Linked DNA regions of Homo sapiens: region 2 is linked to region 1. The links are chromatin loops, found by intact Hi-C in ENCODE. Cell type or tissue: heart right ventricle. All regions are shown on one strand.

Region 1 (4,000 bases):
CACACCCGACCTTACGTGTGCTGTTTCTACCCACTCGACTGTTCCTGGTGTTCGCATCTCCTCACGCACACCCGATCTTACGTGTGCTGTTTCTACCCACGCGACTGTTCCCGGTGTTCGCATCTCCTCACGCACACCCGATCTTACGTGTGCTGTTTCTACCCACTCGACTGTTCCCGGTGTTCGCATCTCCTCGTGCACACCCGATCTTACGTGTGCTGTTTCTACCCACACGACTGTTCCCGGTGTTCGCATCTCCTCACGCACACCCGACCTTACGTGTGCTGTTTCTACCCACTCGACTGTTCCCGGTGTTCACATCTCCTCGTGCACACCCGATCTTACGTGTGCTGTTTCTACCCACACGACTGTTCCCGGTGTTCGCATCTCCTCACGCACACCCGATCTTACGTGTGCTGTTTCTACCCACTCGACCGTTCCCGGTGTTCACATCTCCTCGTGCACACCCGATCTTACGTGTGCTGTTTCTATCCACTCGACTGTTCCCGGTGTTCGCATCTCCTCACGCACACCCGATCTTACGTGTGCTGTTTCTACCCACTCGACTGTTCCCGGTGTTCGCATCTCCTCACGCACACCCGATCTTACGTGTGCTGTTTCTATCCACTCGACTGTTCCCGGTGTTCGCATCTCCTCACGCACACCCGATCTTACGTGTGCTGTTTCTATCCACTCGACTGTTCCCGGTGTTCGCATCTCCTCACGCACACCCGATCTTACGTGTGCTGTTTCTACCCACGCGACTGTTCCCGGTGTTCGCATCTCCTCGTGCACACCCGATCTTACGTGTGCTGTTTCTATCCACTCGACTGTTCCCGGTGTTCGCATCTCCTCACGCACACCCGATCTTACGTGTGCTGTTTCTACCCACGCGACTGTTCCCGGTGTTCGCATCTCCTCACGCACACCCGATCTTACGTGTGCTGTTTCTATCCACGCGACTGTTCCCAGTGTTCACATCTCCTCGTGCACACCCGACCTTACGTGTGCTGTTTCTACCCACGCGACTGTTCCCAGTGTTCACATCTCCTCGTGCACACCCGACCTTACGTGTGCTGTTTCTACCCACTCGACTGTTCCCGGTGTTCACATCTCCTCGTGCACACCCGATCTTACGTGTGCTGTTTCTACCCACTCGACTGTTCCCGGTGTTCGCATCTCCTCGTGCACACCCGATCTTACGTGTGCTGTTTCTATCCACTCGACTGTTCCCGGTGTTCGCATCTCCTCGTGCACACCTGATCTTACGTGTGCTGTTTCTACCCACTCGACTGTTCCCGGTGTTCGCATCTCCTCGTGCACACCCGATCTTACGTGTGCTGTTTCTACCCACTCGACTGTTCCCGGTGTTCGCATCTCCTCGTGCACACCCGATCTTACGTGTGCTGTTTCTATCCACTCAACTGTTCCAGGTCGAGTTTATTTGTATTATTTGTTTATCCTGTTTGGGAATTGTTGATGGTTTCTCTAATTTTGGAAGGTTCTCTGTGTGTCTCTTGGAATTTTCTCTCTCCATTCCATGTCTCCCCTGGGCTTCCAACTGGATGCATGTTCTTCCTTCTCAGGCCTCCTGACTAGTGTTTCTCAGACCTCCACGGGCCAGTGAGTCGCCCGAGGGTCCTGTAAAGATGCAAAGTCTCGTTCTGAGAAGGGCAAGCTGGGAGGAACAGCATGTGAGAGCCGTGCCACTGGGGCCCTGCAGAGGGTGCGGTGTTCCAAGCAAGGAAAGATGGAACTCCAGCCAGCAGTGAGGGTTGCCTGGGCCTCTTGTTTCATGAAAGGAGTGGCTGCAGTAGCACAGCTCTGACAGCAGGTGGGGCCATGGGCAAGCCGCTGCACCACTTGCAGCTGCAAGGTCTTGGAAGGTGCCAGGCTTCAGAGTGAGAGAGGCTGGGCCCCTCGGCATGTGCCCAGAGCATGCGGCATTGACTACTCTCTCACTACAGTGAGGGGACCCCTCACCCACCTCCCCACAGGGTTCCAGAGGGAGACACAGAACAAGTGGGAGGAGAAAGCACTCTGCAACAATCTGCCCAAATCTCTGCAAGTGCATGAGATTGTCACAAGAGCCCACGCGTGCCCTTCATGTGTCCAGGGGAAATGCGTGGCACCGACAGAGTCCCGGGGATTGCACAGCTGGGATGAAGGGCCGCATCCAGCACAGGATCTGGTCGTGCCTCCCATCCCTGGCTCCCACTTACAACGACACATTTCTACAATTTCCCCACGACTCTTTCACTGAAGAACCAGCTTCTTAGTAGACACTGGTGTCCGCTTGATTCCCAGCGTTGCTGCACATCTGCCACTCACGTCCAGCTGCCTGGGCGGCTGTGCCAAGCCCTCCCATTCCCTGGCTCATTAGCTCTGGCCAAGGCACCTCTCAGAGCTTCCACTTCCTCGTGTGTGGAACTGGCCCCACGGTCCTGAGATCTGCCTCACAGGGTTGGTGCAAAGGCTCATCTAAAATCGCCTACATGGCAAACTCTTCGTCAACTCTAACATGTTTTTATTTTTGCTTGCTTTCAACATCCCCTTTAAATGATGGGGACGTTAAGTAAGGGAGTGATTAGGAGAGCTGGAAGACTAGAAATAAAGATTTGTATATATGAGGGTATTTTTTCTTTTTTTGAGACAGGGTCTTGCTCTGTCGCCCAGGCTGGAGTGCAGTGGTGCAATCTCTGCTCACTACAGTCTCGACTGCCGGAGCTCAGGTAACTGCCCCACCTTAGCCTCCTGAGTAGCTGGGACTCCAGGTGTGTGCCACCACACCCAGTTAATTTCTGTATTTTTTTGTAGAAATGGGGTCTTGCTCTTTTGTCCAACCTGGTCTCCAACTCCTGGGCTCAAGCAATCCTCCCATCTTGGCCTCTCAAAGTGCTGGGATCGCAGGAGAGAGCCACTGTACCTGGCCTATGAGGGTATTTTTGAAGTTCACTCATTTCTTCCAGAAAAAACAATTCCTTCCTGGTGTAACTTCCCCGCTGTAATTAAAGGTGCAGACGTGCTGGGTGAGAGTCAAGCAGTCTGTCCAGGTGTGGGCGCTCTCGGCTCTGCTCTCAGGTCCCAGGTCTCAGGTGCTGTTTCTCTTTCTCATTTCTGAAACTGCACTTGGTCTGACCCAGGCAGGACACACAGAGGCACATGGATAGTCTCCAGGGCTGCCGAGTGGCCATACTGGAGAGCCTGACTTCAGTCCTCCTAAGTCCTTCACCCTGTCGAGCAGCTCTGTGCCTCTTCAAAACACCTGCACATCCAGAGCACAGTAAGCCTCGAGGAGGACGTGGGTAAAATGATGCATGTGGCGTGTGAGGAGCTGGAGAAAAGCAGGCGAAGGCAGATCAGTGCCGATGACTCCTTTTTTTTTTGAAACGGGTCTCGTTCTGTCGCCCAGGCTGGAGTGCAGAGGGATGATCTTGGCTCACTGCAACCTCCACCTCCCGGGCTCAGGCAATCCTCTCGCCTCAGCCTCCCGGGTAGCTGGGACTACAGGCGTGTGCCACCACGTCTGGCTAAATTTTTTTGTATTTTTGGTAGAGACGGGGTCTCGCCATGTTGGCCAGGCTTGTCTCAAACTCCTGAGCTCAAGCGATCCACCTGCCTCAGCCTCCCAAAGGGCTGGGATTACAGGCTTGAGCTACCACACCCAGCCTGAGCCACCATGCCCAGCCCAGATGATTCTTAAATAAGAACAAGCTAAAAACACTTTTTAAAACTGGGCACAGAAAACACATGCATATTTTAGTTTTACATAAAGAAATACTCAAACCTAAGGAATGTATTTTCTTATGCTTGATGTTTCTTATTCATGGGCCCACACATCCAGGTCAAATATCACGTTCCTAAAAAATGACTCTAGTATCTGTATATAAGCCGGCACTGTGGTATAAATAAACTTTGTATTCAATTACATTATAAATTAAAACAACATATTCTATAATTATATTGATATAGTAAGAAATTGAAGCTTTAAAAATTTCTA
Region 2 (4,000 bases), 76 kb after region 1:
GCTCTGAGAGAGGAAAACGGGGTGTGGGCACTAAAACTTCTTCAGCTAATGGAACTGAGAACTCCCACCCAGCGCTGCAGTCCAAAGCAAAATGAGTAAAAGCTGAGAAACAGAAATGAAACACTAAAAACACCAGGAACACAAATGTACAGTTAAAACAAAAAACTGTGAAATGAGAATTAATTTAACCCAGGACAGAAATGAAAGAGAATGACACAATTAGCCTAGAAATGAGACTAAGTTACAAGGTACCAAAAGAGAGAGATTCAGCTGAGTGTGAGGCAGGACAACAGAAGGAGGCAGGGAACAGAAGGCTGATCCATCCAGGCTGACTCCCTAGAACTAAATCAAATGAAAGCTCCTCAGCAATGACAGGGATGTGAACAGCTTTGCAACTGCACTTCACCCTCTCCGTTCACGGCATTTACCCTTTGTAACTTCATATGCATCCTCTCCATTTATACAGACCACACACTCCAAGTAGCATCCTCTCCATTTACAGTAGGGTGCATTCTGAGTAAATGACTCTGACTTCACTTCATTCTCTTCATTTTCATAGAATATTCGCCAAGTAACCAGGGGAAACCTCTAGAGTATCGAAACCCCAGAAAATTCTGTAAGCTCCTGAGTCCCGATGGTCAGGCTGCTCCCACACCATGGCGTGTACTTTCGTTCTCAATAAATCCCTGCTTTTGCTTTCCTTGCTTTGTTTGTGCGTTTTGTCCAATCCTTTGTTCGAGATGCCACCTGGACACCCTCTACTGGTAATGACTGCATAAGGAACACTGCAGGAGGACTGAGAACATCAAAGAGAACATGAGGCTGACCAAGAGGTGAGAGACGCGCAGAGAAGCTGCCAGATACAGAGCCCAGGCCAACAAAGACCCAAGAAACAAAGACTGGAGTTCCCAAAACAGAAAAGCAAAACTACGAAACAGACCTAATACTTAAAATCCTAGAAATGTTCTTAGGAAAAAAATAATCGACAAGTTGAAAGGCTCATCATGTACTTGAACAAACTGACCCAGAACGGTGGCCCTGAAGGCACTCCCCAGTAATGATTACAACTGAGAGAAAATTCTTTGGGACTCCAGGCAAAAAGACCAGCTTATTCACAAAGGGAAGAAAATCAGATGGGGATCGGACTTCCTGACTGCAATGTACAAGGTAAGTGAACAGTGGAGCAATTATTTTCATAAACTCAAGTAAAAATAAAGTGTGACCAAAGGATTTTATGTCAGCCAAACTGTCCTTCAAAATTAAAGCTCTAGAGAAATAGTTTTAAATAGCTAAGAACTCAATGAACACTGTGTTTCCAGGCCCAAACCCACTACAAAAGAATCTTCCTCAAGCCAAGAGACCACTGGGAAATTTGACATAAACAAAAATAACAAATCTGTTGAGCACAGACTAAAAGAGAAAGTGAGGGTAAGGATGGAGGTGGGCTGTGAAACAGCTTCTTATCGGGAAGCATGCTGTTCTGCAAAAGTAAAAATACAGCAAATAAATCAGAGGTAGATGAATCAGAAAAAAAGGAATGTAGAATAAGCTCATAGACTGAAGCATGAAAAATAGGTGGGAGAAAAGAATCCCACCAGACAAGCCAAAATAAAGAGGTCAGAGGAAGAAACAAGGGACTAAGGGTGCAATGAGAGGTGTTATTTATAACAGTAGCCAGCAGAACAAAACACAGACCTTCCTAAATGCCAAAAACAACAGAAAAAAAAAGCAAAGACACAAACCACATGTAAAAAATAAAAAGATGCACAATAAATAAAACACAACACACACATTAAATACAGGAGCAAGTTATGTGGCAGTTGGGACTGGACATACTGGTCCTAGCAACACATGAGTAAATGTAAATGGTTTTGGCCCTGTGAAAAATTTCCACTTGGCTCACAAAGCCAGCTCTGCTTTACACAAGAGACATGACAATTGCCAAGTGATTTGAAAAGGCTCAGTGTCAAGGAATGAGCAGAAGCACGTGAGGCCAGCGCACCAGGCTGAAGAGCAGGGATTGCAATCTCCCTGTGGGACAAGGTCCAGCCTCACCTCAAAGCAGGAAGCAAGACCAAGAAGGGCACTTCTTGATGCCGGAGGACCCAGTGCGCGGCGAAGCCATATGAGTTAAGAATCTGCTAGAACCCCAAACACGGAAGCTGGCTTTATAATGCAGAAACTATAGATGTTGGGGAAAGAAACAGAAACCTAAGAACAGCAATCATTAACACATGACTGTCAGCCATGGCAAGGTAAGGGGTCAAAAATAACTCAGCATGACAGAGAGCTAGTAACAGGAGGTAGGTCTTAGGGACATTACATCAAACTTTGTACTCCAATAATAGAGATTATACTTTCTTCTTAAACATACTTGAAACATTCGTTAAAAAAAAAAAACAAACAAAAAACTAGCTTGTATTAGGGCACAAAGAAAACCTCAGTAAGTTACATGAAATAGAAATGGCACAGACAGCAGACAGCAGTCTATGCTAACAATGCAAGACCAGAAAATAATGAACTTTAACCAAAGGCTATTTCCTTGGTAATTTATATCATTTTAGAAACACCTAAGGGGAACTGGTTCATGATGTATATCTATCAATATAGTTCTAGATATCTCCCTAACAAGTCCCTAAATTGGTAAGGAACCCCATGAGACCAGACATCGAGAGAGTGACATGACAGAACGACACATTCCTGCAGTGACCCGCCTCTTCCAACCTCACGCACACGCCCAGGGGAGCCTGAGAGCAGGCCCCTGATGGAGCTGGATACAAACGAGATGGAATCTCCACGTGGAAATGCTCTGCAGCTCCCTTTTCAGTGGGAAACACAGCTGTTTAGGAAGGCAAGGAGACAGAGGAGATGAAGGAGGCATGGGATCCCCTTCCTCACCTCTGGCCTGCTCTGGCTGTGAGACCCCGGGAGTAACAGCAGAGCAATGGCTTTAACATCTTGCTGAACATGCTGAACTGGCTGCCACAACAGATCAGCTTCAAAGGCAAGGACCCCAAGGGTGTCACATTCCCTCCTGGGCACAGTCCAGACAAAAGCAGTGCACTCAGCTGCAAACTACACACATGCATACACATGGCAAAGGCACACACTCACATACATGTGCAAACGGGTGCTTAAGCAGCTCACACACATGCATGCACATGGCAAAGGCACACACTCACACATGTGCACACGGGTGCTTAAGCAGTTCACACACATGCATACACACGGCAAAGGCACACACTCACACGTGTGCACACGGGTGCTTAAGCAGCTCACACACATGCATACACACAGCAAAGGCACACACTCACAAACGTGTACACGCGGGTGCTTAAGCAGCTCACACACACACATACACAGGTGAAGGCACACACTCACACGTGTGGACACAGGTGCTTAAGCAGCTCACATGCATACACATGGCAAAGGCACACACTTACACACATGTGCACACGGGTGCTTAAGCAGCTCACAGCATTAGCCAGGCTCTTAAGAAATGGTTTCAGCTTCACCAGAAGGTTTCAAACCTCAGACAATCACAAGGCAGCATGCTGTCTCTCTGTAACATTCTCCTCATGCCTCTCAGCATCAGGGAAACCGCTTCAGACAGGAAACCATGACTTGGTAAGAGATCATCTGGTGGCAGGTGCCCCTTGCTAACCAAGGCTGGTTAAGATGAACAAAAGGCATAAGAGAGCAGAACTGTCAGTGACCCCTCCGGAGGTGGACTCCTTGAGAATCCAGGTATGGTCCTTTTAGGGAGAACAGTTTAGAAGATATTCAAGCTGATACCTTAAATCTCTGGGGTACCCAGTAAAAAAGTCTAAGAATTCATAAAAGGAAGCTTCTGATGAATGCAAAATTTTGTTCAACCTTAAATAAAGCATATATATATGTAAACTATATATATAAATAAAGCATATATATAAACTTTATATACGTATATAAACTTCATATACGTATATAAAGTTATAACTTTATATACGTATATGAAGTT

Evidence for each region. Peaks named below come from ENCODE experiments on the same cell type or tissue, not always from the same donor. Only the 100,000 strongest peaks of a DNase experiment are listed, where the experiment ranks them.
Region 2: it touches region 1 in a loop (4-fold over the local background); 5 of 110 quality-filtered maps call a loop at or near these places.

What each region holds. Positions count from the first base shown.
Region 1 is chr21:45,921,204-45,925,203 of GRCh38, reverse strand. All of the region lies in intron 13 of PCBP3 (poly(rC) binding protein 3), which reads right to left. Among named protein-coding and RNA genes, the nearest start is that of COL6A1, 59 kb to the left of the region's middle. In heart right ventricle, CTCF peaks have their summits at 1,621 and 1,822 (motif pointing right); a DNase peak (open chromatin) is centred at 1,823; H3K27me3 peaks cover 231 bases.
Region 2 is chr21:45,844,830-45,848,829 of GRCh38, reverse strand. All of the region lies in intron 4 of PCBP3 (poly(rC) binding protein 3), which reads right to left. Among named protein-coding and RNA genes, the nearest start is that of PCBP3-AS1, 10 kb to the right of the region's middle. In heart right ventricle, no CTCF peak of the experiment used is centred here; a DNase peak (open chromatin) is centred at 1,981.